Regions from separate parts of the Homo sapiens genome. Here region 1 is linked to region 2. The links are chromatin contacts, found by Hi-C or POLR2A ChIA-PET in ENCODE. All regions are on one chromosome and are shown on one strand. The core of a region is the stretch at or near the end of the contact, and the rest is flanking DNA. Distances in the headings are between cores, read along the strand shown. Region 1 has its middle 25 kb from the start of CP. Region 2 overlaps HLTF (helicase like transcription factor).

What was found. A loop is a pair of places that touch in the nucleus more often than their neighbours do. ChIA-PET counts read pairs that join two places held with the same protein, here RNA polymerase II (POLR2A). Pooled maps may share reads with other maps.
Region 1: a loop to region 2 is called in a pooled map, with 5 times the contacts of the local background. The contact joins two enhancer-like sites. A Hi-C loop is called at or near these places in 1 of 37 single-sample maps with no recorded cell type and 7 of 50 pooled maps. POLR2A ChIA-PET finds 5 or more read pairs at or near these places in 1 of 52 experiments (activated CD8-positive, alpha-beta memory T cell).

What each region holds. Positions count from the first base shown.
Region 1 is chr3:149,244,498-149,249,032 of GRCh38, reverse strand. It overlaps the pseudogene CPHL1P. Among named protein-coding and RNA genes, the nearest start is that of CP, 25 kb to the right of the region's middle. Within about 2 kb of position 3,157, at least 7 of the 41 ENCODE cell types and tissues checked have a DNase peak (open chromatin) inside an H3K27ac peak, as active enhancers do.
Region 2 is chr3:149,040,418-149,044,639 of GRCh38, reverse strand. HLTF (helicase like transcription factor) reads left to right here. Exons shown (of 25, transcript NM_003071.4): 19 at 2,350-2,474; 20 at 2,972-3,150. Among named protein-coding and RNA genes, the nearest start is that of HLTF-AS1, 44 kb to the left of the region's middle. Within about 2 kb of position 1,584, at least 2 of the 41 ENCODE cell types and tissues checked have a DNase peak (open chromatin) inside an H3K27ac peak, as active enhancers do.

The DNA of each region.
Region 1 (4,535 bases), core at 1,908-4,407, 200 kb before region 2:
CGATATACTAGGTATTGGTATGCCATAAGATTGGTTTTCGAGTTTTTCTTGTCCTCAGCCATTAGAGATTGTTGTACACATGGAGGCCATTGTCAACCTCTACTTCAACAGAGGAAAGTACCTGTAATTCTGGTTTGTTTGCTGATAGGCATTTTCATTGGGGGAAAAAATGATTCAAGTGTTGTTTCCTAAAAAATAAGGAGAATGTAGAAAAGTAATGTGCTCAGTTTCAGATTACCTGGATTCTTGCTCTCAGAATTAAAAAATTCTAGAAAGGAGTTTAGAAGTAGCGTGCAGGGATCATTTCAATACAATTAAAACAAAGCCCAGGGGACCCTAGTATAGTGAGGAAAGGAACTTCTTTATGTAAATTTAAGTGTCTTCTGTCTGAGTGAGGAAAAGTACAACTCTTTCTTCCACCCTTGATAGATCAAGTAGGAAACCTCTGAGTCATCCCAGGTGCCCACATGCGACATTTCCACACGCCCAACTCCTGTTTCAGTCTTAATATCTATGTGTATATTAGAGGTTATTTTATGATGTGGGATCCTGAGGAGATGGATTTACATGCTGATGAAGAGGAATTTTTGCTCTTTTTTGCTCTCCGTCAGCCTCTAGAGCTTGTCTCTTTGTGAGCCCTGGAGGGAAGCCTGTGCTATCCTGTTGCTGCTGCTTTTGAGTGGGCCCCTATCTTTAGTAACCACAGGATGTTTGTTTTCTCTAGGATTGTGGCTGAATGCATGAAGATAAATAACGCAATCTGACCCTCAAGGTTCTATTATTATTTACGCAAAAAGGAAAACACTTTATTAAAAAGAAAAACCATGCATATTGTTTGGGGAGGTGAAATGGTCACAGGGAGCAAAGAGGCCCTGTCTTTAGCTAGCATTTAGCCTCCAGCAGGCATCTTCAGGGCTCTAATTTTAGTAATTGTAGCACAAGTTTGCAGAAAGTTCTTGCTGCTTATCTCATCTCAAAACCACCTGTGTTTCAGAATTTTTCAGAGCCACTAATTCAACCTGCTTCCAAATAGAAAGAAGATTTAAAATGAATTTTATACCTGTAGTTTCTGGCTTAGGATGAAAGGGAGAGAGAGTAAAATGAAGGTTTTTAGTCTGTAAGAGAGAAAATCACTTTGGGTCAATAAACAGGCCTTGCAGCTCCTTGCAATCCTCCAGTAGAATAAGGAGCAAGGGAATAAAAGGCTTGAAAGTTGAGATTGGTCAAGAAAGAAAAGAAAGGGTTTCATTTTTAAATTGTATGTTTTCCTAGGCATAAACCGTTGTTCATTAAAATAAGTTTTCTGGCAAAAAAAAAAAAAAAAAAACTCATAAAATTCTAAATGATTTAAAAATTTCAGGCAAAAATCATGTTTCATAAATCAGCAATGATCTACTTGTTAAATGTTTTTATTTCATTTGGCTGCATGTTAAGTAAAAGGATAAGAATAAGTCACTGTGTAAATAAGAAGAGAGATGACTCATAATTTAAAATAAATAACAATTACTCAGACATATTTCTTTTTATATTCCCTAGGTCCATTAATATTGCTCAACCCTGGTCAAATAATTCAAATTATCTTTAAAAATAAAGCCGCAAGACCGTATTCTATTCATGCTCATGGAGTGAAAACAAATAATTCCACTGTTGTTCCAACTCAGCCAGGTAACTACTTTGGGAGAAAAATAATCCCCAAAGCTTTTATGCAGGACTACGAGGCTAATGTTCTTTTAAATATATGGGTGCAGTTCCAGATGAGAGAGACGAGTGGACTAGTAAGATGAGCCTGAAGAAAGCATTTGGCGGGGGAGTTCCTTCTGCAAGTCAAGTTTACTTCCAGGCTGGGGCACCATGAGCAAAACTGTGAAGTGAAGGTTTGGTCTTCAGGGCCTACCTCCCCAGTGTATGAATTTCTCCTCTAGGTCCACCCTCCCTCCCACCGCTGTACCTGTCCAGCTGCCAGGTATTCTTATACTATATACAATCTCTCCAACTAAAGTGCTAAAGTAGGAGTTGAGTACAAGATGCAATATGTGAGAAAGTGGGGGAGGATTGAGCCAATAAGAGGAAATGATGGACCCCATGTATTAACATTTCCGTGGAATGGAATCACTGCTATACAGCATGCCATTCAACATAATTAACTCAGAAGAACATTAATATATTTTACTTAAAAATGCCCAGTAAGCAGACTGTGATATGAGGATTTGTGTGTAGATAGTGCTCTTGGAATCAACTAATATGGAAAGAATGAGAAATGAGTAGGATTGGACAGGGAGTGAGGTTAAGCAGAGATGCAGCCTCAACAGAAGTCACAGCCAACACAGTTCTGAAGATAGGGTGACCTTCAGCTTTCCTAAGCTGGAGTGAGAGAGCTGGGCTGTTATGTCCCTGAAGCAGTCATTAGATGCAATCTTGAGCAAGGTAGCTTTCTTCAGCCAAGGCTCTCTCTAAAGGAGGCTGACGCCTGCTGGAGTGAAATGTTCTTCATTCTTGATTGGGAATCTAGGGGTGGCATCAGAATGTCCACTATAGTTGCTCACCAAAACAAGTAGTTTTGGAAATTAAGAGTATCAATGAAAGCCAAATTCAGAAAGAAAAGATTTGTAAAGCAGAGGGACTGACAATAGACTTTGATGGTGGGCGAAATGTTTCTTTTTGTTTTTAAAAGCAGTCCTGTGGTCTGTTAAGTCTCATATCAAGGGAGTTTGCAAGTCAGTCCACTGCTCTGATTAGTTAAGAAAGGATCTACTACATGCATTCCACAAACACTTCTGAGTACTCTACCTGCTGTATGCCAGGCATTGTGTGATGTACTGGAAGGCAAGGGTTAGTGCTAAGTAGATTGTTACAGATTTGGGAGCTGGAGGTGGGGTTGGTTAATGTCATAGGACTATAACTCCCATGGATCTGTGGAAGTGGGAGATACAGAATTACGGTGGGGAGGGAGCAAAAGAACTTCACTGCAATATAGAATATAGAATTAAGATCCAATAGGACTAATATGCACAGCCTTGAGGGCAGGGAGGAGGTACATGTGATCCACACATTGGAATGTTCAGAGCAGGGATTCAAGGCTTTGTCACATTGAGTAATTGCCACATTGACTAAGATCACAAAGCAAGAAGTGAAACCAGAAGTGAAAGCTAGGACTATGCTGCCTACTATTTTTATAGCTTTAGTGTTTGCTCATTGTCTGGTTCTCCGTAAAGAAGTCTGATTTTAAAAGCTCTATTTAAATACACTTCATTTGTCTATTTCAGGAGAGATTCAAATATATACTTGGCAGATACCTGATAGAACTGGTCCTACCTCACTGGACTTTGAATGCATACCTTGGTTTTACTATTCAACTGTATCTGTGGCTAAGGTAAATTTTAAATCAAATAACAGTTCTTATCCTATCTCCTCCCAGAAATTATAACGGAAGGAAGAAGGTATTTATCATTGCTCTTAAGAACCTTAGTTCCATGTAAACTTTCTATTAAGTAACTTAATTACTGTTCAGCTTTTATTCCTACATTGGTCTGCATTTTTCAAGAGCAAAATAAACTATTACCTCATGATTACTTAGGCTTATAATTCTTTGCATAATCTCACTGTGAATTGAAAAATATATCTAATTATACAATAATAGACTATACTTTGTTCCACTGAATAGTATTCGAATTACAGAAAACAACATACACTAAAGAATTTTAAAATTCAGTTGGATGTGGTGGCTGATGTCTATACAAAAAATTTTAAAATTAGCCAGGCGCAGTGGCACATGCCTGTAGTCCTAGCTACGGGAGGCTGAGGTAGGAGGATTGCTTGAGTCCAGGAGTTCAAGATTATGCTGAGCTATGGTCACTCCATTGCCTAGGTGACACAGCAAAACTTGGTCTCTAAATAATAATAATAGTAACAATAGTAATCATAAATAAAGAATGGTATAATTCTATGATTAATAAGAAATATATATATACATATTGTGTGTGTAGGGGGGTGTATGTGTGTGTGTGTTTATATTTAAAACCCTCAACTATAGGGTTCAAGTTTATTTGCACTAAAAAAAAAAAAAAACAGTGCAAGTATTCTATTTGAACTCTTATCTTGGCCCACTCTGCCTGGAACAAGAATCTACACAGAGATTTAATTCAAAAACAAAATGAAGACAAACAAACCAAGACTCTCAACTAAAAGCTGCTGCAGGGGCAAAAGCACAAAGGTGAAGGGACTAACTCCTTTAGACTTCCTGCCAACCAACTTCAATGCCAGGAATTCTAATTAAAACCAAAATTCTTTTTTTATTAAAATGTCAAAAATAGAGCTAAATCCACTGAAAAATGTATCTAAAATCCCTTTCAGAGGTTTGGTGTTCTCTTTAGACTTCAACTCTAATGAATGAGGTTACAATTTTTCTTCAATCAAACATTGAGCATGTCAAATATTTTGTTCTTCACTCTCAGAATCCTGATAATTAAAAACTCAGGATTTGACCTCATTAAAAACTAAAACCGGATTCTACCTCTTTTATTTTGTGGGGGAAAATG
Region 2 (4,222 bases), core at 335-2,834:
TCATAGGATGCCCGTGAATTTTCCAAGTAGAGATATCAAATAATTAGTTGGATAGGAGAGTCGAGTTCAAAGTCAGCTATGTGTGGATGGTAATTAAAGCCATGAGATCACCAAGGGAGTGAGTAAAGTGAAAGAGATCTAACTGTGAAGATAGCAATGGCTGGTGAAATAGGAGGAAGGAAGCTTCTAATATTTAGCACATGGTAGGCACTCAAAAGAGATCTCTTAAATTGAAATGCTGAGTATCAGTAAGATATGACCATGCCAGGGAATAATTAGTGTTAGTAAAGGTTATTCTATTTGAAAAAGTTGAAAAAGATTAACTTTATTGAAACTGTTCTCAGAAAATAAGTTATTTTTAAAGTATTCTTTTTAATAGGCTATATATTTACTAACATTTATTTAGCACTCACTAGGTGTTATACATTGATCTTAGTGCTTTAAATGTATTCACAGCAATCCTATTAGGTCAGTATAATTATCCACATCTTATAAGTGAGGAAACTGAGGCACAGAGCAGTTTAGGTGACTTACACTGTTGTCACACAGCTAGTGAGTGACAGGACAGATTAACTCTGGCACTTTGGTTTAGAGCTTGTAAGTTTAATCTTTGTATTATTTTGCCTATTCCTTGCATTCTTGAATATTCAGAAATGTTTGTTGCCATAATACTACCAGTACTAATACTAGCAACAGATTCATGTATAGCACTTAATATAGTCCAGGCACTATTTTAAATACTTTACATGTATTAAATTAAATAACAGTAGTTGTATGAGGTAGGTACTTTTACAATGCCACTGTTAGAACTGAGGAAGCTCAAGACATAGGTTAAGCAACCTGTCCAAGGTTACATAATTAAATTGGCACAGCCAGGTTTTGAATTCATGACCAGCTAGCTCTAAAAATTTGTACTCTTAGCCGTTAGGCTATATTTCTTCTGTTGCCTTAAAATACTTAAATATCAGATGGCCTGGTTATATAATTTTTGGATCACCCATTTCCTTAAGAATCTATGTTGTCATTGTACCACTGTATTTTGTATAGAATGTTTCTGTGGGGAAGCCTGGTTTTTTTTTTTTTTTTTTTTTTCCCTCTGAAGTTCAGCAACTTCTTTGTTGACTTTCCCCTGGGACATGTGATATTATTTAAATCTTTAGATTCCAGGCTTTTCCCCCCTTCTCTTTCCTGGAAAGCTTTCTTTAAATATTGTTTTCTGTTCCATTATTTTATTTCTCTCTGTGTATGTTAGATGTCTTTTATCTGTGTTCCATAGGTATCATTTTATTTCTGATCTTTTACATTTTTTTGTTTAATTTTGATTTTCTCAGTCCTGTTTCCTACATCCTTTTCTATGTTTTTATCAGTGACTAGTCTTTTTTTATATTGGCTTATATTGGTTTCAGTGTGACTTTCATTTCTCTGATGATTCACTGTTTTCTTTCACTTTCTTGAGCCATACCAGCTCATCTTTCATCTCTTCCTGTTCTCTTGCCATATTTTTTCAAAGCTCTTTGTCTTTGCTTTAAGATTTTTTTTTTTTGGAGGAATTGTTTTATTGAGTGGTGTTAAATTGTGACAGTATCCTTGGTCATAATTTTTATTTGCTCTGTGGCAACATTTTTCTGCTGAGTTTTCTTTCACTGCCATGTGTCCCCTACCTTTGCTCTCTGCTGATTATTACTTATATTTGAATATCTTGAGTTCTTCTTGGACTAGCTATTTGCTAGTCCAGATATACAAAAGGGAAAGGTCACAATCATGTCCCCGACCAGCAGGAAATAACCCAATTTACTTAAGACTCAGGGTTACATGTTGAGTTACTTTAGGTTTTATTAGTACACATAAACAGAGATCAGAAACTTTAGGGGTGCTTGGAGTGTAGAGTGCTGTGCCCATAGTCTTTTTTTGAAAATACAGTGCACCTGTATGTTTCTGTATTCAGTTTACCTTCCCTCTTTTTTTGATATAAATTTCTCCATGGAAGCTCAAGTCACCAAGCATGCACCCTGTTCCTGTTTCTGCACATGAGAGGTATTGATTTTCCCCTCAGGGCATGCCATCCATTTTAAAGAATTGTGTTTTGGCAGCTCTGTTTGAGATCTGCAGTCATCCCTCTCAGCATCTTCCTATCTGACTTAGACTGCAATTGGCAGCCATTTCTCATATATTGTGCCTTATTGTTATAGATCTCTCTTGGTTTTATTAGAGTTGCTTTTCTGCTTTTCATTCTTGTTTTGGAGTAATTTCTAGAGAAGAAAAGAAAAATGCCATTTTACTCTGCTGTTTTAGAATAGGAAGTTATTATTGTTTAGCGGACTTAATAATATTTGACATTTTAATCTCTAGGTATTTTAATGAAGGGACTGTCCTGGCACATTATGCAGATGTCCTGGGTCTTTTGCTTAGACTGCGGCAAATTTGTTGCCATACTTACCTTCTTACAAATGCAGTGTCTTCCAATGGCCCCTCAGGTAGGTAAATTTGATTGCTTCATATCATTGTATTTGTCAGAGATACTTAAATAAGAGTGATAAATTTTTTTTATGTGGCATACATTTAGTTTATTTTGTTCTGTCAAATGGAGATTGCTTTTAGTGTGAGACTCAGCTAGGAATACATCCAATAATTTTTTTACCAATGAAATGGAATTATAATGAGGTCTTTCCAGGAATTCCGGTGATAGATACCCTTTGATGAAAGATTCATATTGGATCTGCCTTTTATTGTGTGGTGGTATGTTATTGTCATGTTATAATGATGCTTCTCTATGAGGTATATTATGTGAGTTGGCTACTATTTTGGCTTCTGAATGTTTCTTAAATTTCAAATTTAAATTATGCTTTTTGCCTATGGCAGAAAATGATGAGAGACTTTCCCTACTGGCAAGCGAAACTTTTCCTTATAAGATAGATTAACTTGTCATATTACAAACCTTGCTCTGAAATTAATTTTTCAGCCTTTTCTCTAGGAAATGATACACCTGAAGAACTGAGAAAGAAGTTAATAAGGAAGATGAAGTTAATTCTGAGCTCAGGTTCAGATGAGGAATGTGCAATTTGCCTGGATTCTTTAACAGTTCCTGTGATAACACATTGTGCACATGTATTTTGTAAACCCTGTATTTGCCAAGTCATTCAGAATGAGCAGGTTAGTTTTTTGCTCAGTACAGGTTCAGTGTTTGATAGAGTAGTGTACCTGTCTTTAATATAATAAAAGATAGTATATGGAGTTTTGCACTTGGATTTAATAATATACCTTTGATAGTTAATTATTCCAGTATTTTAATAGGTGATATATTTCTTCTAATGCAACATTTGCAACATAAAAAGATGTTCACAGTCAATATCTTAATTCCGCTGTTTATATCATTGCTGTTCAATAAATGGATTGATAATGTGAGACACAAAGATAATTTTCAGTTTTCTAGTAGTCATACTCTTAAGTAAAAAGAAACATTAAGCTAATTTTAATACATTTGTATTTAACCCAATATATCTAAAATATAAAAAGTATTAATGTGCTTTTTACAAAAAACTAAATCTTCAGAATTTGGTGGTGGTGTATACTTACAGCACACCTCAATTTGGCTTAGCCACATTTCAAGGACGTAATTGCCCCATGTGATTATTGGCTATTGTGTTGGATAAGGTAGGTCTAGATTCTTTTGTGTGGTAGAATTTTTTTGAAGTTGACTAGTCTGTTAAGCAGTCATTCAGCTGGGGTAGAATTTTTTTAAACATTTTAAATTGATATATAACATATGTAGAAAAAATGTATAAATTCATAATTAAATAGCTCAGTCAATTATGAGGTAAACATATTCCTGTATCTGCTGCCTAGGTCCCCTTGTGGCCCCTCCCAACCATTTACCCTCTCCCTCTTCCCCAAAAGTAACCCCACTGTATTGACTTTTAAATAATTTTAGCTTCAGAATTATTTAATTGTAATGGTGTTTTATATATAGTTATTTAAGATATAATCTTATTTTATTAACAGGTTCAAACGGGTACAACAGATGTTGCTTTGGAATGAACTTGATAGGATTTAACAGATCCTAGTAGCTTTATAAGCTATTATAAGCTTTATAAGCTTAATAGCTTTATAAGCCATTAAGATGGATTTTTTTTTAAAGAATAGTACTAAATAGTGTAGCTGTATTGTATTTAGGTTCAATAAATTGTTATTCATAGATTTTTTTTTTAAACTTGCTTACAATGTT